6 separate regions of the Homo sapiens genome follow, and all the other regions are linked to region 5. Evidence: chromatin contacts called from ENCODE Hi-C or POLR2A ChIA-PET data. All regions are on one chromosome and are shown on one strand. Each heading gives the region's core, a stretch centred on a gene start or an enhancer-like site at or near the end of the contact. The rest is flanking DNA. Distances are from core to core; before and after follow the strand shown. Region 1 holds the start of ATG16L1 (autophagy related 16 like 1). Region 2 holds the start of INPP5D (inositol polyphosphate-5-phosphatase D). Region 3 overlaps ATG16L1 (autophagy related 16 like 1). Region 4 has its middle 27 kb from the start of LINC01891. Region 5 holds the start of HJURP (Holliday junction recognition protein). Region 6 overlaps LINC01891 (long intergenic non-protein coding RNA 1891).

Region 1 (4,495 bases), core at 219-2,718, 600 kb after region 5:
AAAAACACTGATAACTTGGCATGCAGTTCTAGGCTTAATCTCACACAAACACAAACACACACACACTGATACTTGTGTACTGTGATACTTGTGATTTAGTTGGTCTGGGGTGTGGCTTGGGATTTGTAATTTTTTAAAGATCCATAGGTGATTCTAATGTGGAGCTAAGTTTGAGAACTACTGATTTTGCACAATCAGAATGCAATATAAGGTAGCAATTATTATTCTGAATATCATCAACAGCATAACTTGAGAAAGTCGTCAGGTTTACTTTCAGACGCAGATGGAACCACCTTAGGACCATTATAATTTAGGTAAAGGTACAAACATTTTTGTACCCTTAAGCTGCAAGCAGTAAGGGGAAAGAAAACCACCTCTTTCATACTGAAGATTTCAGTAACAGTAAAGGTTCTGTCCCGCCTAAAAGATATTACGATATTAACACCAAGGTGGGGCCGGGCTCGGTGGCTCACGCCTATAATCCCAGCACTTTGGGAGGCCGAGGTGGGAAGATCGTTTGAGCGCAGGAGTTGGAGACCAGCCTGGGAAACACAGTGAGACCTCGTTCCAAAAAATTTTTTTTTAAAAAAATTAGCCGACCGTGGTGAAGCGCGTCTGTAATCCCAGCTACTCGGGAGGCTTAGGTGGGAGGATCACTTGATCCTGGGAGTTTGAGACTGCAGTGAGCCGTGATCTCCGCCACTGCACTCCAGGCTCGGCGACACAGCAAGACCCTGATCCCCTATCCCGTTTCCCCGCAAAAAAAACCACCAAGGTGGAGTAAGGGAAGTAAGTTTGAGGAATCAAAGGCCACCCGTTCCAGTGCATTGAGAAGGCAATGTTAATTCTGCGACTGAAAGTCAACGACCGTTTCATTAACATGACCCCATAGATGGGATGTTTCTGGGACCTATTTAAGTGCATAAGCATTGTATGAGCTACTGGGATTTACAAATACAAACACGAACTGTGCCTCCCCACAAAGATCGTACAATTTAATAGGGAAAATCCTCCAAAGATAAAACGCAGGTTAGAAAAAACATTTAAAAGGCGTGCGGCGTCCCAAGCGCGGGTTACCCGGGGCGGCCGCCATGCGTGCGGGCGGCGCCAGGGACTCGGCCTCAGGTTCCCGCTGACGCCCCGCATGCCTCCGCGGGGCCCGCCCGCCCCACTCCCAGCCCGCACCGGCGCCGCTCACACTGCAGGATGATCTCCTCGAACGCCTGTCTCTGCAGCCGGTCCCGGCGCCTCAGTTGCTCCGAGATGTGGCGCTTCCAGCGGGGGAAGTCAGCGGCGCGGAGGCCCGACGACATGTCACTTGCTGCCCCGGCACCTCAGCGCCACCAATGCGAGCGAGGGCTGACGGCCGCAGCCTGCAGCATGAAGCAACCAGCAGAAGCGGGAATGCCGGCAATCCCGGAGCTCACCTCCACACACTGGCAGTCCCCGAGGCCATCCGGGACGGTCTTCCGGCTCATGCCGGAAATGATTTTCGAGAGGGCCGGAAGACCCGCCCCCTCACCCGAAGCACGGGCTCAGGAGCCGGTGCCTACGCAGGGCGCTCGCTAGTGACGCCAGCCTGTAGCCGGAAGCGTCAGCTGCAGAGAGGTGGCCGCTTGGGGGCGTCCGGGCCCTGCGCAAGGCCCAGCGCCGGGCGGGAAGGAGGCAGGAAAGGGGCCGTTTCCGCCTGACTGCTTACTTTTCTTTTGCTGCTTTTCAACCCTTTTCGTGTTTTTTTTCTTGGCCTGTCTCCCCCCACTTTTATTTTTAATCGCAGTTTAGGAACAAATGGGGTTCCCTCCATAGTAGCTCTGTGGCTGTGGATGAGTGACAGCCTACCTAAGCCTCAGTTGTCTCATCTGTAAATGGGGACAGTAATGATACCTACCTCAGAAGGTTGTCACGAATAGTAAAAAGAAAAACCCATGTAATGCAGTCAGCACTGTGCTTGGTACAGGGGAAACCTAAGTTTACAAAGACACCTGGTGTCTTCCCAAGGCCTACCCTGACAGCAGGAGCATTGCCATCTTGGACAACTGCCACCATTTTAAGTTCCCCTTGATTAAGAAACTGCCTAAATCCAACCCAAAAACATCAGCCTAATGGCTAATGTCAGCATAACCAGAAACATTCCAACCCTAAGATAAACCCACTTCCAACCAGAAACATGCCAACCCAGAGATAGCCTCCCCTCCGGCCAGAGACTTTCCAACCCTGCAATAAACTTTCCCTCATACAGAAACATTACGAACCTGCAATAAGCTCACCGCTTCGTAAACCCTTAAACACCCTTAGTGTGTAAGAGAAAACGCTCCTGACCAAAATCGACAAGAAGCCCCTCTCAGGTTTATTCTCCAAAATAAACCTGTCTTTGATTGTTAAGCTGCTTTTCGTGTTTCTTTCTTGTTTCTTAACTCTTACATACCTGAAGTCAGGGTGCGTTGGGAAGAGTGTCCCACTGAACTTGGAAACAGGTTTTGTGGTTTGTTTGGGGTTTTTGTTTTTGTTTGCAATGGAGAAGAGAACTGGAAACGGGAGCTAAGAAAGATGTGAATTGTGTATCAGAGTTTGTCTTCATTGTTAGAATCCTAGAAATTGTGGCCTGACAATAAATGGAGCCTTAGAAGGTAATCTGAGGCTGTAGATGTTGAAAGGGGGAGATGAAGACACACTGGCTCCTGAGAAAGTTGTGTCTGTGAACAAGCTCAGTAGAATGGAAAACCCAGTTCTGTAATAGAGTTGCTGGAGCTCCATCTGCCTTTAACAATTAGTGAATTTACTGCATGAAAATGGAGCCAGACAAAGTAGTTGGCCAAAAGAGGAAAGGAATATCAGAAACTACCTTCTCTTCCAGTGTGTCTCAAGTCCAGAGGAAGGTCCTTCAGAGACAGATAAGAAGAACTTAGGCTGAGGAGAGGAGGACAGTCAGGCTTCTAGCACTGTAGTTGAAGATGGTTCACTGGTAGTCAGTATTGAGTGGACCTGAAGTCGTTGGAAGGATCCAATGGGATCAGAAATAGAAGTGACTTCCTCACACGCTGAAGAAAATGAAAAAGTTCTGAAAGTGACCGAGAATGCCTTCAAATGCAGCAGTGGCACCACCCTTAAAAGACCATTACACCAAATCTTGACAGTTGAGCATGTTAATTTCCCACATTTATGATTAAAATATGTTTCCAAGGTTGGGCATGGTGGCTCACACCTGTAATCCCAACACTTTGGGAGGCCAAGGTGAGAGGATCACTTGAGCTCAGGAATTTGAGACCAACCAGCCTGGGCAACATGACACAACCTGTCTCTACAACAATACAAAAAATTAGTTGAGTGTGGTGGCGTGTGCCTGTAATCCTAGCTACTGGGATGGGGCTGAGGTGGGAGCATCGCTCGAGCCTAGGAGGTCAAGGCTGCAGTGAGCTGTGATAGCACCACTGTGTTCCAGCAGCCTGGTCAACAGAGCAAGACCCTGACTCTCTCTCTATATATATAAAAATATGTTTACAAATTTGCAGTTTGCCTAACCAGCAATTCCACTTGCAGGAATTTATGCCAAGAAATATTTGGACACATGTCCACATACAAAAATCTTTGTTGCAGAATTGTTTTTAGGTTGGTGTAAAAGTAATTGCGGTTTATAATAATGATGAGAAGTTGGAGAAAAAAATCTACATTTCCAACAATAAGAGATTGGTTAAATTACTGTACATTTATTGCTGGAAATTGTTGATAGTAACAGCAGTATATGTCATAATTTATGTAAAATGAGTATGTCCCTAGCTCATCATAGACAAATATTTGTTGAACACATGAAGAATAATTTCTAAAGAAAGAATATGAAGCTCTGCTAGTCCTGCCCTCCTCCTAACTCACCAGCTTTATCTAGCACACAACCACAGCCACGCTGAAGCCTCTTACTTCCTTCTGCTTACCGTGCTCCCTCTCGTTGCAGGGCCTTTGGATTTACTGTGTTGGGCACATCTTCCCTTCTGACTTCTCCAAATTAATTTCTGTGTGTTCGTTCTCATTTCAGTAGTCACTTCCTCGCAACAGTAGGATGAGAGACCTTCACAACCTGTTACAGATCTTATCTCCCTGTTACGCGTGTACCTCTCCTTTATAGCATTGATCCCAGTTATAGGTTCACATGTATTTGTATCATTACTTGATAAAGGTCTGTCTCCCCCAGTAGACTGTAAACTCCATGAGACAAGAGCTGTGTCTGTTTTTGCACATCATTATATCTCCAGCAAGAGCATGAAGCCCTTTATGTATTAGGTGCTCAGTAAATGTTATTTAATTAATGAATGGAATATGTGAAAATACTGATAATAGTATTATCTGTAGGCAGTGGTGTTGCTGGGTTTTTTTCTTATATGTGTATTTTATATGCATTTTCTAATAGGTAGACATTATATATATATATACTACATATGCATGAAAAAGTTGGGCCGGGCGCGGTGGCTCACACCTGTAATCCCAGCACTTTGGGAGGCTGAGG
Region 2 (4,487 bases), core at 1,948-4,447, 790 kb after region 5:
CCTGTCTTTTGATGTCCAACCCCCGCTCAAGTCCATTTACATAGTCAAATCCTGTTCTCTTTCCTGAGCACAAAGGCCCCTCCCTGGTGAGGCTGCTCTCAGTTCCTGAGACTCCAGGCACACTTGCCCAAACCATCAGGTGGAGACTCCGGCCGTTGTCCCCTTGCCCACCAGAGGGGGCCTGGGAGGGAGTGCTGCTGGGGCCCAGGCAGGATGAGGTCAGGGCACCTGGGTGATCTGAGGGGCCATGGGGCAGGTATACTTTTCCCATGGACTTTGCTAGGGCAGGAGGGTGAGTGTGTGGCTTCCTTCTGCAGTCACTTCTAGAGCAGGGTGGCTCCAGGCTTCCAGGGCTAGGGGGGCAAAGCCTGCTACTTCTGCAGCCGCAGAAAACCCGGCTGCCCTGCACACCCCTCAGCCTGGGACTGTCTGCCTCTGCCGTCTCCGTCAGGCCACGGCGACTCTGCAGGGAACACAGAAAACTAAGGGTGGTAGGGTTTGTTTTTCAAGAAGTTCAATCTCTTTGCTTTAAATGACTGGCTTTTTTTTTTTTAATGCCCTTCCTGCCTCTTTTGGTGTCAAAGGCTGCTTTCTTTCAAGAAATGAGGTGTTGGAAGATGACAGTTTGTTATCATTCATTTAATTAGTTTTTAGTTTTAAAATCTCCGTAATTGGCAAAATCCAGGGTGGCAGCCATATGAAGCCTGCAGATGTATGGAAAGTCTGCAGGTCCATAGCAACCCACGGCCTACAGTGGAGCCTGACCCTGCAGGAAGGGAAGCTTCCCACCCTGAGCAGAGGAGAAAGGGAAACACTGAGCCCAGGGTTTGTCTGGCCAAGGGGTGGGACTCCTGGTGTTTGCAGCCCAGCAGCCTCAGGATAGGAGGCTGACGAGGCTTCGGCTGAGAGGATAGTGGACATCTGTAGGCACCACAGGTCCCTCTCTAAGGAGCAGACACTGCACACCCATCATGACTCTGAGAGAACTCAGTGCAGACAAGGGTTCAGAGAGAAGAGGTAGAGGAAGGAATACGAGAACTGGCCTGGATCCCAGCAGTTTTGACCCCAGCCAGCATGGTGGACAAAGGCCTCAGGCTCTCTGCCCTCTGTCTACCTCCTGAAAAGCCAGGGCTGTTGCACCAGAGCTTCTCCAAGGCCTCTCCAGCTCTGACTCTGGCTCAGGCTAATCCTAGACGTTAAGATGCTCACGGCTCGGAGTCAGAGAGACCCACGCCCCATGTCTGTAACCTGAGCAACCACAAAGCAAGCCCTGGTCAAAGGGCTGTGTTGAAGGTTAATGAGATGGGGCCCTGGAAGCCCTCGGCTCAGCCAACACCAAACAGCCAGGACAAGATCCCACTGGGCCAGGAGAGAAATCCAAGTAACCCACATGGGCCAGGTGGAGTCAGACTGGGCTTGTGAGAGGCCTAAGAGAATCTTCCTGCTCCTTCTAAGGCCCCGGCAGCAGCAGGTCCCCACTGGGGAAGTCCAGGCAGCCTGGGCCTGCGTTCCTTCCCCTGAGGCATGAGAGAGGGGACACAGGAAACCAGTCTTTGGAGGTGGGGCTGCAGACTGTCAGCACAGGCCAGCGACCAGCTGCGAGCCTGGCTTGGTTTCCAGTGCCCCAGCTGACCCTGTAAACACTGTGGCTCCCCTTGCTTCTTTCTCCAGCCCTGCAAGGCTACATGCCTGCCCCGCTGGACTGGGAGCAGGAGAGGTTGGGCCACAGGCTGCTGGTCTCAGCTGCAGCCTCTGGGGGCAGATGGCCGTGGCTTTGACTGTTGTCACTCACTTAACCTGCCAGGGCCTCAGATTTCTCATCTGCAAAGTGGGGCTTTTAACAGGACCTTCACTTTAGGTTGTGGTGAGGATGAAATGGGCTAACAAATGCTTAGCACGACAGGTCCCAGCTGTGAGTCAGTATTCAAAACAGGTCTGGGTTCATCACCCAATTCCCCTCCTGCCTGGAGAAGCACAAGGCCCTGGCTGCTCGGGGGAACATTTCTGCCAGCCCAGGGATGCTACTTGAGATGTTCAGGTGGACACACATTTCCCTGACTACACTCCGGCACTGCCTGAGGCCCCGGCAAAATGATTAGACCAAGAGCTGCAGGGCAAGGCCCCCCTATGATTAGACCGAGAGCTGCAGGGCAAGGGCCTCCTTCAGACGCTGGACAGGAAGGGGGTTTTAGAAAGGAACCTTCAGCAAGTGGCTGGTTCCTCCATTGTTAGCACAGCTGGTACATTCAGTAACATCCCCAACCGGGCAGTGGGAGGAGTTGATGGTGACAGAGACCCAAATTGAGGGGGTGGGGGGTGGGCAGCGGTCACAGCCAAGTGCTCAGGAGAGAGAAGAGGCTGCTCGCTGGTGGTAATGGTGACTTCCTCTGCTCTCAGGCCCCTGAAAGCAGCTTCTGACTGAATGGAAAGTCCTTTCTTGATTAAACTCACCCCATATTCTTGGCTCGCCAAACAACAGCTTCCTCCAGGGGCCCGAAGCCTGGGTGCTCCAGGAAGGGTCCCCCTTGCCACCTTTGCTCTTCTCAGGGTTTCTGAGCTGGGCATCTTTGAGCTGATCTCTAACACACCCACCTCCACAGAGCCCTGAGCTTCCTCCTGGCTCCAAAAGCCCAAACTCCCTTCTCTCGGTCCCCAGACTCCAAGGAAGCCACAAGGTCCATACAGCTCATGGGAAGCTGGGGTGTAACATCAGGCCTCAGAGTGGTTCTGACAGCTCCAAGGCTGCAAAACCTGCCATGAGACCAGCTCTCTGAACTCCAAGGACAAGGTCCATGACAGGGTGGCGGGGAAGTGTGCATGTCAGATCACTCTGTCCTGTGACATAAGAACAACCCATCTCAAAGCTGGGCCCCCTCTAAGCCCCTCTGTCATATCTGTGCCCGGGGAGGGAGCAGGTTGTACTCACAGCACGCAGAGCGCGTATGCCCGGGAGATGGACTCGCTGGCACGCACGAGGAAGCTCCCGTCCTTGCCTGTCCTGGAAAGCAGCTCCTCCGCCTTGGAGCGGGTGATGTTGCCATGGTTCCAGCAGGGGACCATGGTGGGCGTGGGCCTCCTCGGCCGGGCCGGCAGGCACCCCCAGGACCCACACACCACCGAGGGGAGCGGAGGCCCCTCCACTGCAACCTGCCGCCCGTTGCCTCTTGGTGGCCTCGGCTGCTGCCACCAGCTTAACTGACTGACTTCCTGTTTCAGGCGCTCAGTGAGGGAAAGGAAACTGAGCTGCGGAGAACTTCCTCATTACAGAAACCAAGCAAGAGAGAGAGAGAGAAAGAGAGAGAGGGGGGGGCCCTGGCCGTCCACCGTCCCCTACACCCTGCCACGGCTGCCGCGGCTCTCTTGCCAGCCCTCTCCTTCCTGGCAACTGGTCGCAGCGTACAATTGAAGTGTCCAGTGGCAGCTGAAGTCCCCCTGGGTGGAATGACCGGCTCTGGAGACGTCAGGAGAGTTGTGGCCACTTCTGAAGAAGCATGGCCTAGCAGGCATGGGTGGGCCAGAGAAGTGGTTCTTCTGCGGCCGTGCTGACACCCACGTGGGATGCCATGCCCTAGACAGGCCCCCGAGCCTTCTGCTCTCCCTCAGGGCTTTTCAGCACCCACCCTGAACCTCCAAAACACCCAAGGGGGCACAGCTTCTCAACTGGGACTACGGCCTGCCCAGGACAGAGCAAACTTGAGGGGGAGGGGACAGTCGAGCCCCACCCCTCCCCTTTAGAGACTCCCAGCGGCCTGGGTGCTGGGAGACCTTGGCTGCCACCAGCCGAGGGCGCCAAGGTCCAAGTGATGGCTCTGTGACCCCATTACCCTCATTCCCAGGGGCGGGTGGGTGCTGCACGGGCAGCACAGCTCTGATCCCTGCAGTCCAGCTTGGAGACACACAAAGGGAGCTTGGAGGGGATGTGGGCCGTTTACAGCGGGAACATAGGCTGGGTTTTTCCCTGGGCTTCTCCAGGATGCTGGGGAAACAAGCTCGGAGAGGAGAACCCCAAAGCCCCACAGGGCAGGCTGGCCGCCTGGCCAAGGACAACACTGGGTGCTGAGTCCTGCGTCTCAGCAGTCGGGGTGGCCGGTCGGACTGCACCGCCTCCAAGACTGGGCATGGCCACATATGCCCACCACTCAAAGAGGAGCTGCCTCTCCAGGGACCGCCATCCAGGACCAGTCATTTCTGAGGGCTCTGCGGTGGACACCCATCCCTCAGCCCCCAGACCTGGGCACCTTCCGTCCTTGGGTCCGGCCCACCAAGGCCGAAGGGGCACGTGTTGACCCGCTGCACAAAGAGTGCCCCCACCATCCCACATCCAGGCCTTGGCCTCCAGGACATGACAACAGACTCCCTCCAGGAAGGGGCACCAGCCAGGCAGCGCCACCACATTCAAGCTGTGGGAACCTGGTCAAGTTTCTTCTCTCTCTCGGCCTTGGTTTCTTCTTGTCTAACTTGAAGGACGTAGCTCGTAAAAGAGCTCA
Region 3 (4,454 bases), core at 1,692-4,191, 580 kb after region 5:
AAAGCATTAGACAACTAACCTCACAATTCCTGGCTAACTAACTTCACAATTTCTGACTGTTAGTAACCAATCCCCACTCTTGAAGGGCGGTGCGGGCGGGGGGAAGCCCTAGTAAGAATGAAACAGGATGATCAAACCTAAACAATCATTCTGCTTAATAAGGTTTCACTGTCCATATTTGAGTAAGCCACTACATTTTTTTGTATTTAGAAGCATTTGAAGCCACCCGTGTTCTGCTTCCCTCCCATTAAGCAGAGGTGAACTGAGAAAGACTGGACACCTCTGTGGTGTGTTCGACGCTGGGTGTCCCAGAAAAGGGGTAAGGGGTTGGGTGCATCTGACTGCATTCTTTGTCATGTCCACAGATGTGCCTTCATATTGCTCCTCAAGCTGTCTTTTCCCTGGCCCAAACCTGCCTACTTACGTGGCTGCTCTGCTGATGGCTCGCACAGGAGAGGTCTCTTCTGTGTGATCAGAAGTTTCATCCACAATGACCTCAATGTCATCATCCCTGGAAAGAAAGGCAAGACATTCTTTGATTCTCCTGAACAGTTCTGTGATTAATCGGTTCCGCAAATGCTAATGTCATTTTCTAGTTAGATCCTAAACCACTTGGCTATGACAGCAATGCGTTAAAGATTCTTTGGAGAAAAAGGAAGAGCTGCCATGTTCTGAACAACACTACAATAAACATTTAACCTGTTCAAATCAAATCCAGAATTTCAACTGAGAATAAATTTAAAAGTGAGCTTTTGATCCTTTTAGGTATAAACACAGTTCCCACTTGAAGCAATAAAATATGATCTGTTGAGTCTATAACCACATAACCAGTGCCAAAGTAGGGCATTCCATCAACAGTCAGCATCACTGTTGAAGGGCTGCAGTACTCACCAAGCACAGTTCCCATGACACAAGGGCTGAGGGGTACCTAGGGTAGTTAGGGGCAGCAGCTATGGAATATAAAACAACAGTGTAGGGAGAATTCAGGGAAAGAAGGGATGGCTAAATGGGCCATGAAATCAACAGCCAACTTAACCCAGTTTCAAATATTACTTTAAAAAATAGAAAAGCAAAATTTAAACACTATGCATTTTTGACTCTGCGCATTTTATGCTTAAATACATAGTGTCTCTGACATTAGGAGAGCCCATCACACTTCAAATGACATAATCAAGTCATAGGACATGCTCCCTTTGTTGCTGTTTATCCCAGCGGATGCAAAGTACCTCTGGAATCCCCCTTCCTCATTTTTCTGGGCCACGTCTTTCCTACTTGGAGGAGGGCAAGTAATTATTTTGGTCTTAATGACCTCCTACTGAGATGCAACCTTCATGGAGAAGATAATTAAATGTAATAACCCAAGATTTCATCACCTACTGTTTGGATTCATAAGAACTTGACAGAAAGATTTTTCCTTTTCAATAAATAATTATCTGGATTAGGTAAATATATACTTAAGAACCTGTTACTAAGCAAGTTAAACCTGGTCAAAGTAAATTTATTTTCCTTAGCTATTTATTCCAGGACTATGTGTAATTATTGCACCACATTCTTGGCCAGGATGTAGAAGGGAATAAAAGGCAGGTCGAAAGAAAAAGGACAAGGCTGTGCTTTATTTTCTTGATTGGCTTTCCCAGGGATCTAGGTTTGCGAGAGTCACCTGTGCCCATACAAGGAAGAGAGGAGAACTGCAAAGACAGGAACTGCAAATATGAGCTGAGCCTTTGACAATGTCCTGTTGAAAATAGAATTTTATGGTTTTAAGTACTTGCAACTGTGCTTAGGCCCGGGACCACAAGAAAACACTAGCATTTGCTAAGTTATCAAAACCTTTCAAAGATGTATGTCCTCTGACCCAGAAACTCCTTAGGGAAGCATAGAGATTAAGGAGAGGCCTTAGGCCGGGCTCGGTGGCTCATGCCTGTAATTTCAGCACTTTGGGAGGCCAAGGCGGGCAGATCACCTGAAGTCAGGAGTTCGAGACCAGCCTGACCAACATGGAGAAACCCCATCTCTACTAAAAATACAAAATTAGCTGGGCGTGGTGGCGCATGCCTGTAATCCCAGCTACTTGGGAGGCTGAGGCAGGAGAGTCGCTTAAACCTGGGAGGCGGAGGTTGCAGTGAGCTGAGATTGCACCATTGCACTCCAGCCTGGGCCACAAGAGTGAAACTCCATCTCAAAATAAAATAAAATACAAAATAAAATAACAGGCTTTTACAGCCCTGTGTTTGCATCCTACCTCGGCCCCTTCCTGTATGATCTTGGGCAGGATGCTCAACCTGTCTAAATTATCCCAGTCAACCCGGTTATGCAAATGACACTTTTATAAGCTGTTATTCTGAAGAAACCAAATCTCATTTCCAGGTCAACTATTTATTTACTTTGTGGCTTGGGAAAATACAACTGAGATTAATCTTCCACATCTGAGAGTGCAGACACACACGTACCCTACATATCTAAAGCAAAGGCATGATATGGGAACCTTTGTTTCTTTGTAAATTAAGACGTTAGTTGGTGAATGACTCCTAGTTGAATTTAAACCCCTCCACTTACAGGGAAGCAACCAACATTTTAAAAAATAGTGGATCAAAACTCTAAAACTATATTCCAAAACACATTTCAATAGAAAAGAAACATCCTAGAGCGAAGGAAACTCTTTTCTACCACTATGAAAGCTTCAAATCTCAGAGAAGATACCCCACCTTAACTTGTAGGCAGATTAGGAAAAGCTCCAGAACTAGTTTGATTCCTTTTGTTCCAAGAGATCTTAGTTTTCGCTTAAGTTTCCACTTTAAGTTACAAACCAAAGGGAGCAAGGAGGGAAAAAACAAACAAAACAACAACAACAAAAACCCCACCGCATTACATGGCAGGCACAATTAAGAGGCAGAAAACTGATCGTTCAAAGTGTCAACAGGAAACAGTGAGGCAGTAACGGGTACTGAGTGCAGGAAGTTAGAATTCACATTCACAGCTGATGAACACAAACTTTTTGGAAGGTTATTTGGTGATGTTCCAAAAGCTTTGACCCATCAAATTTTATTTTCAATAATCTATCTCAAGTAAGTAATCAGAAATAGGGTCAAAGGCCGTATCAGTACATGATTTGTGAGAAATTAGAAGCCAGCAAAATACAATTAAAATGATATATGGATGTTAGTTCTGAGTGGTGGAAGAACTGTATGTTTTCATTTTCTTCCTTTAACATTTTTCTTTCTAAAATCTGTAAGATGATTTTACAGAAATAAAAACATTAGAAGCTATGATCACACCACTGCACTCCAGCCTGGGCAACAGAGCAAGACCCTGTCTCAAAAAAAACCAAACAAAAAAAAAAATAAAAACAAAACTTTTAAGAGAGCCAAATTTTCAGAAACACAGTTTTGATTCATTTATCTTTACTTACTGTTCGACTGGTAGAGGTTCCTTTGCTGCTTCTGCAAGCTCTTTCTGCAGCCGGGCTTGCCGCCTCCTGTTGGGAAAAAAAAAAAAAAAGCCCACCATTTATGTCTGCTTAAGAAAGCACGGGGTTTGGGCTCTCTAGAAGCCACCAGTTCTAATAACACATTCAGTGCATGTAAAATAACAACTACCCTGAGCAAAATACTCAAAAGTCACAAGCCCAAACTCATAACATCAGTAAGGCTCCCCTTTTAAAGGGTTTCAGAGTAAAGCCTAGAAGAGAGATAGGCCACATTATTAGAGAAAGCAGTGAACTGGCAAAGGAGGAGGCCTGCCTTCTGGGACCAAGGGTATCTTAGGATAGACACATGCCTCAGGCTCACTGAGGGTTAGTCATGGTTGTGACTTAAGTTTTCTGCAGCAAATAGTCTTACACGGGTTGAGCATCCATTACTCGAAATGTTTGGGACTACCAGTGTTTCAGATTTCGAATTTTCTCAGATTTTGAAGTTTTGCATAAACATGATATAAATCTTGAGGACAGGATCCAGGTCTAAATATGAAATTCAGTTGAAATTAATGGTAAATCGGAAATCTGAAGTGCTCCAATGAGTACTTCCTTTGAGTGTCATGTTGGCACTCAAGAAGTTTCAGATTCTGGAGCATTGTGGAGTTTGGGATATGGGATGCTCAACCTGCATTAACACACCCACAGCCTGATTACTAACAGTGAAGATTTACTTAGGACTTCCCCTTACCTGACATTGTTAATTACTTTACAGACTTTAACTCATTTAAGCCTTATAACAACCTTTTGAGGTAAATATCATTATTGCCATTTATAAATGAGGAAACTGAGGTATAGTGAGATTCTTGAAATGTCAAAGTTTACATAACATTAGTAACTTTAATTTACTAAAGCTTGACATAGAAGTCTTGGCTGTGACAAATTTTTAACATGGTCAAAGTCTCATCCACTAACTCCCCTTCTCAGAATCATTTTTGTCTCTCATTCAAGTCCTAAATTCAGAAACTCCCTAACTCCTAAC
Region 4 (4,471 bases), core at 1,791-4,290, 570 kb before region 5:
GCTAAGTGCTTTACAGATCTGATCGCTGAAACAGCCCTGTGAGGTGGGCATCCTTATCTCCAGTGTACAGAGAAGAATCTGAGGCTCAAAGAGGCTGAATCATGGCCCCACGTTGGAACAGTCCTTGGAGGCAAGAGCACAGCTAAGTGCAGGCCTGCCTGGATCTCCAGCTCAGCTGTCAGACTATGCAAAAGGCCTCCAAAAGAGAACAGAGGCTTTGTGTTTGCACGTGGACTAGCACAGCTCACCAGGATCAAAGGCCAAGGAGTCTCTGGCAGGGATTAGGCCATCCCCCACCTACCAGCAGGTATTCCCAGGAAACCATTGAGGAAGCAGGAGACAGCCAGGCCAAGCCGGCCCATCGAAGGGCAGACATGCTAGAGTCTCTGTTCTTTGGAAGGCACAAGCAAAGCGAGCCTGTCACCTGCTGACTTGGAGGAGAAAGGGAGAGAGGAACCCAGATAGTGTGGAGGCTGCAGTGGATCCACTTAGTGGGCGATACGTGTCTCTCCAAGGGGGCTACATTTGGAAGGGGCCACAGTGCAGCGGGCGAGAGTGCTGCATTTCTGTGTGATGAGTTTGAGGCAGGCATCCACATAGACTTGTACCAGAGGCACCTGAAGATGCAGACAGGGAACTGGGACACAGGTTTCCATAAGGATGAGGATGGATGAGGATGTTTCTTCCCGCCCAAGTCTAGTCCCCTCCACCTCCCACCATTTGGCCTCAGAGGGCCAGCTTCCTGAAAATAATTTCCAAACGGACCCTGACCCACTCTTTCTTAGTCCTTGCCTTCAAGAATGTGGGGACCATCTGTGTCAGGCCAGAGTCTACAGTGACGGATGTTGTGATTTGTTGCTCCAGGAACGGGGCTGCATGTGGAAGCCCTTGCTGGTTTCTGTGTTGAGCGGTTTACTGCAAAGTTAGCTCTTACCTCCCATGCTCAAAGGCGATCGACCAGCTTGAAGTGGACTGATGACTATTTAACCTCTTAATAGACTTCAGACGGACAACGGGCTTTCCCTGAATACCTGGCACACGGGGAATATGCTGTGAAATTTGCTGAGTGAGTGAGTGGGCAAATGAAAACATGGTCTCCTTCTACTTCCAGTTTGAAAGGAAGTTAATCTAACTCGGGTGGTGTCCATGAGATGTGAGCATGCCTCTCTGTGCTTTCAAAAGTTCCACAAAACAGGTCAGGCACGGTGCTCACGCCTGTAATCCCAGCACTTTAGGAGGCCAAGGCGGGCGGATCACCTGAGTTCAGGAGTTCAAGACCAGCCTGGCCAACATGGCGAAACCCTGTTTGTACTAAAATTACAAAAATTAGCCGGGAGTGGTGGTGGGCGCCTGTAATCCCAGCTACTTGGGAGGCTGAGGCAGGAGAATCGCTTGAACCCGGGAGGCAGAGATTGCAGTGAGCCGAGATTGCGCCACTGCACTCCAGCTTGGGTGACGGAGCGAGACTCCGTCTCAAAAAACAGCAACAAAGAAACCTTCCACAAAACAAATCCTAAATTGGATTCTATGTCTCCAACAATAGGGAAATGATTAAGTAAATAACGGAAAGAGTTATACAACATTTTTTCAGGAATTTTTAGTGACAGTTAAAAACTTATTAAGTAAAAAAGTCAAGAAATAGATTTTAAATTACACTCTGATATCAAGTATGTAAAACACTTATGCTGAGAAAAAGACTGGATATAGCAGAAGGGTGGTCACCGATAAGGGGTGAGGCTTCCGGAGGATCGTGCGAAGTTTTCTGGGTACTTCCTGGTGTGACGCTGCATAGTGATGTGGTGAAAATGGCAAGTTCCTGGAGGGCTTGAGGTGGGTGGAAGTTTGCATTCTCAGGGAAATGCTTGGAATAGTCGTTGATTGGATGGTTCTCTACATTCTTCAGATTCCTCTGCAGAGTGCATTTCTTTCTCCCTCTCTCAAAGTGTGGATTAAATTGTTTTGAGCTGGTTTTGTCTGCAGCAATTAGTTATCTTAACTAAAGCTCATAAAAAAACAACAACAGAAAGGTAACATGAATGAAGGCCATGTCCTAAAGTTGTACAGGAAACAGACTAGGGAGCAGAGAAACGGGTGTGGGGCGGAGGGGAAAGGAAGGTGGGGGTGGAAGGTGGGGTGGAGGAGTCCAGCCTTCCCTTCCAGCAAACAGTAAGCAGCTTTGAGAAATGGGGAGGGGGCAAACTGATCTGAAATGAAGAGGATGGCCTCAAGGATGGCCCAGCTAGAGAGAGACCCACCATAAGTACTGCTCTAAAACCTTGGCCACTCCAGCTCTGGCCCCGCCATCAGCAACTGCTGGGTGTGTTAGAGACCCAGGCTCTCAAGCCCCAGCCCCAGGGCCCCAGAGCCTGCTTGTCAAAGGATTCTCCCTCGGTGAATTTGTGTGCATCAAATGAGTTTGATGCAACCCTTTCTGAGAGAGGGGGTTTCAGGCTCTGCCTGCCTGGAGGGTGAGAGGAAGTGGCAGCTCAGAAAAATCTAGAAGGGAGAGACGGGGGTCAGAGGATTTGCCGGACAGCCTGGCACCCAGAAGCAGCAGTGGCTGGCTCATGGTGCAACCCAGGGAGCCATGTGGACGATGGGGTCGATTGTTGACATCAGCACTGAGACGAACCCACCCAGCCTCATGTTAAACAATCAAATCTTAAATGATTGAGAGGTGCTTCACACTAATCTTGGCTCTTGAACAGTGGGGGCTGTTCCATAGGCTCAGTGTAATCAAGAATCATTCTTGCTCTGCTTCCGAGGGAGAAGGCGTTCACCTCTGCATTAATTTCAGCTGTGTGGGGAGACGTGCTCCCTGAATTTGGTTCCATCCTGAGTGGGAGGGTTGCTAGTCTCAGAAGCCTCTTCTAAGTTTCTCTTTTGACATCTGCTTTGGGCAACAACATGGCCACTGCTTCCTAGAGAAATGGGAAGAGAAACCCTCACAGTTCAGAGGGTGAGAGTGGCTGATCCCTCCCCCATCTGTTGACACTCCTGGAAACTTTTGGGGACTTCTGGGGATGGGGCAGAGGGGCCTATTGCAGAGGGTACATCTTCCCACAGGTTAGATGTTGACGCTCCAGCTGCCCCTGGCCACCGATGGCAGATGATTTCCTGAGCCAAGGATCCTTTCTTGGATTCTGGGTCTCCCTCACTTAGGAAGTAGAAGAGAAACTTTCATTTCCAAAGTGTTACTCTGCCATGAAATCCATCAATGTGGAGTGGCAGAACAGAGAGCTCAGCAGTTCCATTATCTGATGGAGCTCAGACAGTGCAGAAAAACAAAGTGTTTCCCTTCTCAGTGTGTGTGTGTGTGGCTTTTTTTTTTTGGGGGGGGGGTGGTCATTGTTAAACTGACACAAGGTGACCTGATAGGGGAAGGAAGATCTGTGATTCATTAACACTCTCTCCCTTCATCTTTGTAATCGTCATCATTTTCATTTCTTCCAGCAGTCTCAGGACCTGCCTCCAAAGGCAGGTCCTGAGGGTTCACAAGAAACCTAGAGCTGGGCGAGCTTGCTTCCCTCCTGCTGGGTTCAGCCCTAACTGCCTCTTCCTCAGCCCCGCCCTGCACACCTGCAGTTAGGGCACCGAGGCAGCCCTAACGCTTCTGAGGAAGTGGGTTTTGTGGGTAGGTGGAGTTCTATGTCCCAGAGGGTGAGGAACTGGGCACCACACCCATCCCTGTATGCAGTGGGTAGAGTGGCCTAGAGGGCCAAACCTGGGAGGAGGGTAGGGAGGACCCTCTCTGGCCCATCCTCTGCTTCTTCCCGCATGCCCCTGAGGGCTGCGTTGATGTCCTCATTTCCATATAACTCCAGTGACACAGAAGCTCCTTGTGAAGTGAGCTTTCCTGCCTAATTGAAAGACACCAGCAGAACATGACTCAGGGTGGCAGTCGTCCTGCCCTGGCACTAGGCAGGTCACCCAAACCTCCTTGTTCCTCCAGATGAAGATGCTAAAGCCTGGCCAGGTGAAAGAGGAAGAGGCAGGTCACCCAAACCTCCTCATTCCTCCAGAAGAAGATGCTAAATCCTGGCCAGGTGAAAGGGGAAACTCAACCCCAAGGAGTCAGGTCCAAAGGGACGGGTCCCCAGGGACTAACTGGGACAGGGGTCTGAAGGGACCACCAGCAGGTCAACCCACCCACCAGCCTCACCCGTGCTGTGTCCCCAGACATGAAGCCAAGAGAGCAAGTTCCCTAAATTCCCTTCCCACCTCTGCCACGACCAGCTGGGTCTTATAGTCACTCCCTGCCCGGCCTCATTCCCAATAAAACCCAACCACCAGGGGCCCCGCCACTGGCTACCACTTAGCTCGCTCTCACCCCCATCCCTGTGACCTCCCCCAGAATCTCCTATGGCTTTTCCCACCACCCTCCAACCATTACCAGTGAGGCTTGGGCCCAGGGTGTGTCCGGGCCTCTCTTGCCACCCACCACCCTTCATCTTTGTAGCCCGCTTTCCTG
Region 5 (4,295 bases), core at 871-3,370:
TTTCCCAGGAATAGAGAATAAGCCCTGGGAGACGCCAGTTTTGAAAACTGGTACTATCGTGCTTGTTAGAGAGTCATGGTGAGGCAGGAGAATAGGGAACTGGGGTAGCAAAGGGTTGAGGCATAAGCAAAGGAACAGCAGATGCAGCCAGTTCGCATAAGCAAGAGAACAGCAGGTGCAGCCAGTTTTAAGCAAGATTGGGCAGGACATAGGCTACATCTTCACTCCCGTGATAACAAGAAAGAAGTTTCCACTTCAGCCCCTGAATGACTGCAGGCCAAGTTTCCACTTTAGGCTCTGATTGGTCACAGGCCAATCCTTCATAGGGTGTAACCAATTGGAGGCCTCTAAAGGGTACCCAGGGGTGTTGCCAAGTTCTTTTGGCTTTATAAAAACCCTAATTGAAGAGGCTCTTGAGCTGCGGGCTCCAGTCCGCTCGCACTCTGTGAATTGTCTTCAATGAATCTGTGCTTTCCTTACTCCGTTCTCCTGTTGCTTTGTTTTTCGTTGCTTCATTCCTTTGTTACTTTGTGTGTTTTGTTCAATTCTTTGTTCAACACACCAAGAACCTGGACAACTCTATCTGGTAACAATGGAAGAGTCAATCATCCAAAACTCAAAAAGAAAAAAGAAAATCTTATTCAAGGTCTCAAGTCTCTAAATGGGCCCAGTTAGATGTTTGAAAAGTAAATTATGTGTGGGAAGCACAGAGTCCAAGGAAGAGCATGTTAAGTTTCTGAACACTCCTAAGGAAGGAGGAGGAAGACACCTCGGTCTGTTTGTGAAAATTGGAAAAGGTACAAGTTAAATGTGTAGATCCTGCAACTGGAGAAGACTCAGAGAGGATGTTTATATAGGGAGGAAGGGAAGGAAAGAAACAGGATTGGTAGGTTACCCCATCCAATTCCGTGGAATTGAGAGCTCGGAAGATAAAGTGGCCCAGGGTTTTCTTCCATCAGACTGAAATGATACAGCCTTCCTGTTCCCACCTGGATCAGTCACTGGTGCTGGGCCACCCTGGGGCAGCAGGACCTTGGGTGAGGGAGTTCTCTGCAACTGAATCATCCCAGAATAGGCTGACAACTGAAGGCCCCTGCCAACTGCCCTCCTAGCAGCTGTGGCATCTTAAGGGGAATCAGGCCAGCACATCTCTGTGTCCAGCACAACGCAACACGTTTTGTGGACACACACACTACATGAGCCCTGAAGTTCTTACCCTCCACCCACTCCCACCTAAATTTCCGCAGGACATCATGATAGAATTGCCGTGCAGGCTGAAAGGAGGTGAAGAGCCCCCTCTAAGGGACCTCCTGGTGCTCAGTAATGCTTTTATTTTCAATCACATACTATGGTAATCATATCAGCACAAGCACACAAATGTGGTTAAGTGATGAAGCTGAATGAAACTTTCCTAAGATGTCAATCATAAATTCCATCAACCATACTAAAGACTGATTTATCTTGCTCTTCTCTCTGGAGAAAATATTACAAGATTAATATCAATGAAGAAGCAGAATATGCAATCAGAAATACATAGGGAAAAAGCTGGGTTAATAGAAGTATTTTCCTGGATTTTGTGATGTGTATCGCATTTGTCAGCATCTTTAAATGTGTCATTCGTTGAGACTTATTTTTTCCTTCTAGATGAATATTCGCTATCCTGCCTCCTTTTGGGTTGGTAATTTGGGGTTGTCTTTCTTAGGCCCCTGCCCTGGAAACTGCGCCGGGATCCCAGGCGGAGGGGTGAGGAAGGCGGACCTCGCCCAGCGGCGACACCCAGAGCAAGTCACGCAGAAATCTCCAGGCCGCACTTATCTCCGGTGCACAGCGCGGGAGATGACACGCATCCCACCGGATCTCGCACAGCACCGCTGATGAATAAGCACACAGCTGTTTGTACAACTACCACCGGCCGTGGCGGCCGGAGACCCTCCCTCCCTTCCGCCGGACATTGGGGCGTGGCTGGAAACTCGGGAGTGGATTGGCCGGAAGGTGGGACGCAAATTTGTTTGAAAGGCCCAATCAGTGCCCGGCTTCTCCGCTCTAGCCAATAGAAAACCGAGAGGAAGGCAGGGAGGGCGGAGTCTCCTATTTGAGTTTGTGGCGCGCGAGGCCCTGCAGTCCGGGTTGGCGCTTGGGTACTGGCTGGGTCCGATGCTGGGTACGCTGCGCGCCATGGAGGGCGAGGACGTGGAAGACGACCAGCTGCTGCAGAAGCTCAGGGCCAGTCGCCGCCGCTTCCAGAGGCGCATGCAGCGGCTGATAGAGAAGGTGCGGCCCCCGCCGGTCCGCCGGGAGGGGAGGCCTGCGTGTCGGAGTGAGGCTGGGAGGGGACGTAGGACGGGAAGGGAAGGGGCTCTGAGGACTCGGAGCGGGGGTTGGGGAAGCGGGACTGGGGCTTGGATGCGGAGAGAAGGTGGAGGCGGAGCTGGGGGCTCCGGAGAGGGAAAAAGGAGGCAGCGCCGAAGGCTTCGGTGCGGGGACGGGGAGGAAAGACTGGGGCCTCCGGAACGGGGAGTGGGGAAGCAGGCCTGGGGCTCGGGTGCAGAGAGGAGGGTTTGGTGGGGCTGGGGGTGCTCCTGAGTGGGACGAGAGAGGCGGAGTTGGGGGCTCCGCTGCAGAGACCGCGTTTGGGGCGCCCCAGGCCAGACTAACGGCCTCTCACGGGCTGGCGCCGCCTCCTCCCGGGTCTGGGGCCCCTCGTGGCCCTGGAACCTGACAGGAAGCCCCTTCCTCCTCCGCAGTACAACCAGCCCTTCGAGGACACCCCGGTGGTGCAAATGGCCACGCTGACCTACGAGACGCCACAGGGTAAGGGTCTTCCCCACCTTCTGAGTATTCGGGTGAAGAGTGTGAATGGAGTAGTTGAAATGCTGTCCCTGCTCTCTTAAGAAGTAAACATTGTTCACCTAACTAATAGGAACCAAAACATTGGTGCCCTTAAACCTGTAAATTACTTGAATTACTTATTAGAACAATTCCTGAAGAGACATAGGTGCCTCCTGGCTCACATGCCTCCGGCTTACCGGGTTGGCATCCCCGCTGGCCACCTCCCCACCATGGCAGCGTGGGGCAGTTGCTTAGCTGGACTGGTCTCAGTGTCTTCATCTGTGAAATGGGAAGGATGATGACAATAATGTCTCCTGGGCGTGGGTGTTGTAACAGTCACGTACAATCCCTATGAAACTGTGAACAGTACCCCGCCCCGCACTGTGAATACTCACATTGACTATTGTTTGCCCTGTTTAACTTGGAGTAGTAACTGTCTTCCTTGAGGCTCCAAGTACTTGAATAGGGAGGAGAAGGCATTCCGTTTAATAGTTAATGTAAACGGACTGAAATCTTGTGGATTCTTTTTGGTAAATAGCTGGTGACACTTTGCACTGGCTGGGGTCAATTCCTCCCATATAGCTTTATAACTAACTCAGTATCACTTAATGAAAACAAACCTCAGAGCAAGTTCTATGTTGCATTAAACGGACACAGAAGGTTCACAAGATCTGCTCCTTGAGTTAAAAGAAATCCTACCTTTCTGCCTTTATAGCCAATCCAGACACATCTTGGGTGAAAAGTTTACACAGGCAGAAACTAAAATATTCCAGTGGCAGGTCTGCTACCCTTTGGTCTCTGTATAACATGTAGATTGCCCTTAGAAAGCATTCATTCAGTATATGGGATGTAGAGATTGCCTGCGAAAAGTGCTTACTCCCTCTATATGGTATATAGATTGCCCTCTATATATTTTAAGGACAGTCGCTGTCATATGTTCCTTGTTTTCATTTAACTTTTTGGGCTAATGATGTAATTTGATGAGCCGTTTTCTAGTAGGTAGGAGAGATTTCCATGAATGACGAATTTGCCTTAAAAACCTGAAACTTTACAAAGAGGAACAATCGCAGGGTATCAGAAACCTGGCTTGGTTTTAATATTGTACCTTTTTTTTGCCTGTCACTTTGGCATCTGGTGAACACAGATTGAGCAGAAGTTCAGCGTTCAGGATTATGTAAATGGTCATTTTTGTTTCTTTTCTTCAGGATTGAGAATTTGGGGTGGAAGACTAATAAAGGAAAGAAACGAAGGAGAGATCCAGGTATTTAGTGTCAAATTTTATTGCCAAATAACCTTGCTGTGGAGGAGTATTCATATGAATAAAGGTGTGGGTATGCCCAACCTCTGAGCTTACGCAGAGGCCACCACGGGGCACTTTTTCTCATGATTATACTCTTTCTGTTTTTAAGGATTTAGAAGCATTTCTTCTGTAGCTTGTCAAGTGCAAGGAGTCACTGTGTAATATT
Region 6 (3,908 bases), core at 609-3,108, 590 kb before region 5:
ATTTAAAGAAAAAAAAGCAAAATACATCCTATTATCAGCTCTCAATAGATGAACAGGCACTAAGCAGAAGCTTCGGGAAGGCTGCTGTTTCAGAAAAACTTAACAGGTTTTTGAAAAGAAGAATTCCAACCCCCTGAACTCCCACCCTCTTGTGCACACAACTGGAAGAATGGCACACCCAGATCTGATGGTGATAACTTTTATTTGCAAAGAGATGGGTTAGGAACGGCCAGCGGTTGGGGGCAGATTGGAGATGGGAGGAGAGCTCATCAAAGGGCTTCAGTTAGTTGTAGGTAAACAGGCCTTGTCCCCTGACACTGTTCTTTTCCTTGCAACCCATCAAAAGATGTATCTGAATGGTGACTGGACCCAGGGGTGCTGGGGCGAGGGTGTCAGGAAGCCGCTTTCAGGAATCAGCCATCCTACTGCTCTTCCTGTAAGGATTTCTGTTGCTCTTTAAATCAGTAAGTGGAGACTAGGGCATTCTAATGTTGCAAACATTAAACAGTCAAGCTACCACTTAAATTTTCTGCTGCAAAAGAAATTTCAACCACTGACTAGTTAAGGGGAAGGATCTCCCCTACCCTATAATTCCCATGGCTAAAACGCTTGACATTTCTTATTTCAGACTGGAAGATTCTGTAGGCTGTCCGATTTAGGTAAATGGCGCTGTCTTTGGCTTTCGTTATGATGCTCAGAAGTGAGAGCTGCTGCAGTTTGACCCCCTCTCCCTGGCTGTGGGCTTTGCTGTGACACAAGGTAAAGTGAGGAGTCAGTGCTGCCCTGGGACCCAGCCCAAGCATATGGCTACACTGTGGCTTAGTGTCCGGGGGCTGCTTTAACAAATGACCGCAAACTGGGTGTCTTCAAACAACAGAAGCTCTTCTCCTGGAGTTCTGAAGGCCAGAAGTCCAAAATCAAGGTGTGGGCAGGCTAGGTTCCTTCCAAAAGCTCTGGGAGAATGTTCCGGCTCTCTCCTGGCTTCTGGCAGTGCCAGGATTCCTTGGCTGTCTTTGGTTCCTAGATGCTGCACTCCAGTCTCTGTCTCCGTGGTCACATGGTATCCTCTCCGTGCCTCCCTGCGGCTTCATGTGGTCTTCTTATAAGGACACCAGTCACTGGATTTAGGACCCACCCTAAATCCAGGAGGACTTCATCTATGAGAATGGCATACACAAAGAGCCTATTTCCAAATAAGTTCACATTCTGAGGTTCTGGGTGGACAGGTATTTGTTAGGACACTATTTAGCCTAGTCCATCCTCATTCTTCTACTCCAAGATGAAATTTTCCTAAACTTCTAATAGCTATTTTTATCACTGCAGATTTTATTACCTTGACAAAAAAAAAACAAAAAAAACTCCGCTAAACTTTTCACTGCTTTTGAAAAGCATTGCCTGTGGCTCAGGGAGAAAGCTAGAAGAACATGAAGCAAGCAGCTGCATGACACGTCCACGGGACAGGCCTGGGCATGGAGCGAGGGCTCCAGAGACAGGAGGGAAGGGAGAGCTGACCTCGCCTGCCTTCGGTGGAAGGAGGAGGTGGGAGGCACACAGGGAGTGCCCGGGAGCCAGGTAGGCCTGGACTTGGATCCTGGGGGGTGTGAGGAGACCGAGGCAACCAGAAGGCGTCTCAGAGACAAGACCAAGGGCAAACTACGTGGAAGCTCTCAAGGCCATGTGCCGCCAGGAGCGTCACCTTCCCAGGAGCGTCACTAGACTCTGCTCTGCAGGGCTTTGGTTTAGTGCAGGGGCAGAGGGCTGGGTGGAGACAGGAAGCTTCAGAGCCACTCCACACCCACAAGGCCAGCCTCACTTCCTCACTCCTGACCCGTAGCTTGAGGCTGCCGGATCATCAGCCCTTCTGGGCCAGCAGTGTGTCTTGCTCTGCCTTTGCAGCTGCGTAAAGAGCGTGAGAAGCCACAGTAAATGGTAACTTAAACAGAAAGAGGAAGTCCCGGAAGATGGGCATGCTCTTTAAAGGAACATGAAGGAAGAGCCCACATAACCCCTGACAAAGACTCTCTCCTTGACCAAACTTTAGTCAGACTCCTCCAAGCCCTCAACCTTGGTCCCTGTCCTTGCTGGGCCTGCAAAGCTCAGTTTCAACAGGGATCCTGCTGTCAGTTTATTGAGAACCCTTGATCCTCGATATCAGATCACCCTGGCCTACCTTCAACAAGAATCCTTGTTGAAACCTGGATCAGTTTAGCAAGAAGCCCGACCCTGAAATCATCTTCATCTGGTGAAACCCCTCAACCTGCTGTAAATATCCCCTTGTTCTTTTTTTTTCTTAATTTTAATTTTATAATTTTTTTGGTAAGGAGTCTCACTCTGTGACTAGGCTGGAGTGCAATGGTCCAATCTTGGCTCACTGCAACTTCCACTTCTTAGGTTCAAGTGATTCTTCTGCCTCAGCCTCCCTAGTAGCTGGGACTACTACAAGCACCTGCCACCACCCCTGGCTAATTTTGTATTTTTGGTAGAGACGGTGTTTTGCCATGTTGGCCAGGCTGGTCTTGAACTCCTGACCTCAAGTGATCCGCCCGCCTCAGCCTCCCAAAGTGCTGGGATTACAGGTTTCAGCCACCATGTCTGGTGCCTTGTTCTTGTATTGGGAGTTGAGCCTGATCTCTCTGCCCTGTTGTGACACTGTGGACACCAATTGCAATTGTCCTGAATAAAGTCTTACCATTTTAGAAAGTATCGACCGGGCGCGGTGGCTCATGCCTGTAATCCCAGCACTCTGGAAGGCCAAGGTGGGCGGATCACCTGAGGTCAGAAGTTCAAGACCAGCCTGGCCATGGTGAAACCCCATCTCTACTAAAAATACAAAAAATTAGCCGGGCGTGGTGGTGCGCACCTGTAATCTCAGCTACTTGGGAGGCTGAGGAGGCAGGAGAATTGCTTGAACCTGGGAGGTGGAGGTTGCAGTGAGCCAGGATCATGCCATTGCACTCCAGCCTGGGCAACAAGGGCAAAACTCCGTCTTGAAAAAATAAAAAATAAAAAATAAAAGTATCAGAATAATTTTTTGTTTTACACCCTCCCCAGCCCCACCCCCTGTCAGGGAACATTTAAGTACAGAACTTAGAACTCCATACTAGACAAGCCTTCTCTTCCGTATAGAGAACTTCTGTCCTTGGCCACACTCTGGTGAGGTCTGTAAGTCCTGCCCCCGTTCCCGGACCCGCAGCCTTCTGTGGAAAGCCCCCACTCGTAGGTCGCCACAGCAGAAGCAATGGAGGAAGGAAGCCTGGCTGGCTGGTTCAGCACGTGGTCGACTGAGGTCTCATTTCCTTTTCATTTTCTTTCCAGTGCTCCTTTCAAAATCATATCTCTCTCCTTTAGAACACAACTTCTTTTTTTAACCCTAAGTCTAACGTGGAAAGAATTTGTTTAGTTTGCAGTGGTGCTGTGGCATGAACCTTCTGTGGGGTGATTCACATACCCCGGGCTGCTGACTTGCATGGGGCAGGGACAGGGAATGTTAGCTGGGGGAGCTTGCTTGCATGTTTTCATCGTAATGAGATGTAATAAAAAGGCAATATATCAGAATGTAAACTCTCAATATCAGTCTTTAATTCAGCAGTTTTTTTCTATAATAAAGTATATCCATGTTTGTTAACAGGAGGAGGTGGAAAAACATAAAGCACGTGCAAGTAAATGTTTAAATTACAGGTGAAACCACCTAGAGAAGCACTGCCCTAACATGCTTAAGGATGCTTGAGAAAGCCCTGAGCCTACAAAAAGGCGTAAGACCGTGGCAAGAATGAAGGAGTCAAGCAATGTGAAAAGCTCCTGAAGCCCAAGGTTCTCTTCCCCAGTTTTGAGTCATCTTAATATAGAGGACTGGGCTTGAGGACATTCCGTGAAATCTTGACTTACTGTGTTCTGTGTCTCAAAGCTCA

Evidence for each region. A loop is a pair of places that touch in the nucleus more often than their neighbours do. ChIA-PET counts read pairs that join two places held with the same protein, here RNA polymerase II (POLR2A). Pooled maps may share reads with other maps.
Region 1: a loop to region 5 is called in a pooled map, with 8 times the contacts of the local background. The contact joins the promoter of ATG16L1 here to the promoter of HJURP in region 5. A Hi-C loop is called at or near these places in 1 of 168 maps with a recorded cell type or tissue (colonic mucosa), 3 of 37 single-sample maps with no recorded cell type and 17 of 50 pooled maps. POLR2A ChIA-PET finds 5 or more read pairs at or near these places in 2 of 52 experiments (CD8-positive, alpha-beta T cell and activated naive CD8-positive, alpha-beta T cell).
Region 2: a map of GM12878 shows a loop between it and region 5 (7-fold over the local background). The contact joins the promoter of INPP5D here to the promoter of HJURP in region 5. A Hi-C loop is called at or near these places in 1 of 168 maps with a recorded cell type or tissue (GM12878), 5 of 37 single-sample maps with no recorded cell type and 11 of 50 pooled maps. POLR2A ChIA-PET finds 5 or more read pairs at or near these places in 3 of 52 experiments (A549, OCI-LY7 and activated CD8-positive, alpha-beta memory T cell).
Region 3: a loop to region 5 is called in a map of CD4-positive, alpha-beta T cell, with 4 times the contacts of the local background. The contact joins the enhancer-like site here to the promoter of HJURP in region 5. A Hi-C loop is called at or near these places in 2 of 168 maps with a recorded cell type or tissue (CD4-positive, alpha-beta T cell and colonic mucosa), 1 of 37 single-sample maps with no recorded cell type and 9 of 50 pooled maps. POLR2A ChIA-PET finds 5 or more read pairs at or near these places in 1 of 52 experiments (activated naive CD8-positive, alpha-beta T cell).
Region 4: a map of endothelial cell of umbilical vein shows a loop between it and region 5 (4-fold over the local background). The contact joins the enhancer-like site here to the promoter of HJURP in region 5. A Hi-C loop is called at or near these places in 1 of 168 maps with a recorded cell type or tissue (endothelial cell of umbilical vein) and 5 of 50 pooled maps. POLR2A ChIA-PET finds 5 or more read pairs at or near these places in 7 of 52 experiments (BJ, OCI-LY7, PC-9 and 4 more).
Region 6: a loop to region 5 is called in a pooled map, with 5 times the contacts of the local background. The contact joins the enhancer-like site here to the promoter of HJURP in region 5. A Hi-C loop is called at or near these places in 4 of 50 pooled maps. POLR2A ChIA-PET finds 5 or more read pairs at or near these places in 2 of 52 experiments (activated CD4-positive, alpha-beta T cell and activated naive CD4-positive, alpha-beta T cell).

The regions. Positions count from the first base shown.
Region 1 is chr2:233,248,646-233,253,140 of GRCh38, reverse strand. It overlaps ATG16L1 (autophagy related 16 like 1), which reads right to left and starts at 1,468. Exons shown (of 18, transcript NM_030803.7): 1 at 1,199-1,468. The coding sequence starts at 1,313. RefSeq lists an enhancer at 1,181-1,880.
Region 2 is chr2:233,059,052-233,063,538 of GRCh38, reverse strand. It overlaps INPP5D (inositol polyphosphate-5-phosphatase D), which reads right to left and starts at 3,197. Exons shown (of 27, transcript NM_001017915.3): 1 at 2,927-3,197. The coding sequence starts at 3,060. RefSeq lists enhancers at 157-266, 279-872, 873-1,466, 2,553-2,642, 3,243-3,522 and silencers at 843-892, 2,963-3,042.
Region 3 is chr2:233,269,023-233,273,476 of GRCh38, reverse strand. ATG16L1 (autophagy related 16 like 1) reads right to left here. Exons shown (of 18, transcript NM_030803.7): 6 at 3,410-3,475; 7 at 425-511. Among named protein-coding and RNA genes, the nearest start is that of ATG16L1, 20 kb to the right of the region's middle. Within about 2 kb of position 2,941, at least 6 of the 41 ENCODE cell types and tissues checked have a DNase peak (open chromatin) inside an H3K27ac peak, as active enhancers do; they include CD4-positive, alpha-beta T cell, where a contact is called at or near this core.
Region 4 is chr2:234,425,245-234,429,715 of GRCh38, reverse strand. No RefSeq gene overlaps it. Among named protein-coding and RNA genes, the nearest start is that of LINC01891, 27 kb to the left of the region's middle. RefSeq lists enhancers at 839-1,410, 1,060-2,259. Within about 2 kb of position 3,040, at least 13 of the 41 ENCODE cell types and tissues checked have a DNase peak (open chromatin) inside an H3K27ac peak, as active enhancers do; they include OCI-LY7, PC-9 and endothelial cell of umbilical vein, where a contact is called at or near this core.
Region 5 is chr2:233,852,360-233,856,654 of GRCh38, reverse strand. It overlaps HJURP (Holliday junction recognition protein), which reads left to right and starts at 2,120. Exons shown (of 9, transcript NM_018410.5): 1 at 2,120-2,271; 2 at 2,745-2,811; 3 at 4,035-4,090. The coding sequence starts at 2,155. RefSeq lists a silencer at 1,919-2,178 and an enhancer at 1,246-2,238.
Region 6 is chr2:234,444,506-234,448,413 of GRCh38, reverse strand. It overlaps LINC01891 (long intergenic non-protein coding RNA 1891), which reads left to right. Exons shown (of 3, transcript NR_146988.1): 3 at 3,679-3,824. Among named protein-coding and RNA genes, the nearest start is that of LINC01891, 8.1 kb to the left of the region's middle. RefSeq lists an enhancer at 1,988-2,037. Within about 2 kb of position 1,858, at least 24 of the 41 ENCODE cell types and tissues checked have a DNase peak (open chromatin) inside an H3K27ac peak, as active enhancers do.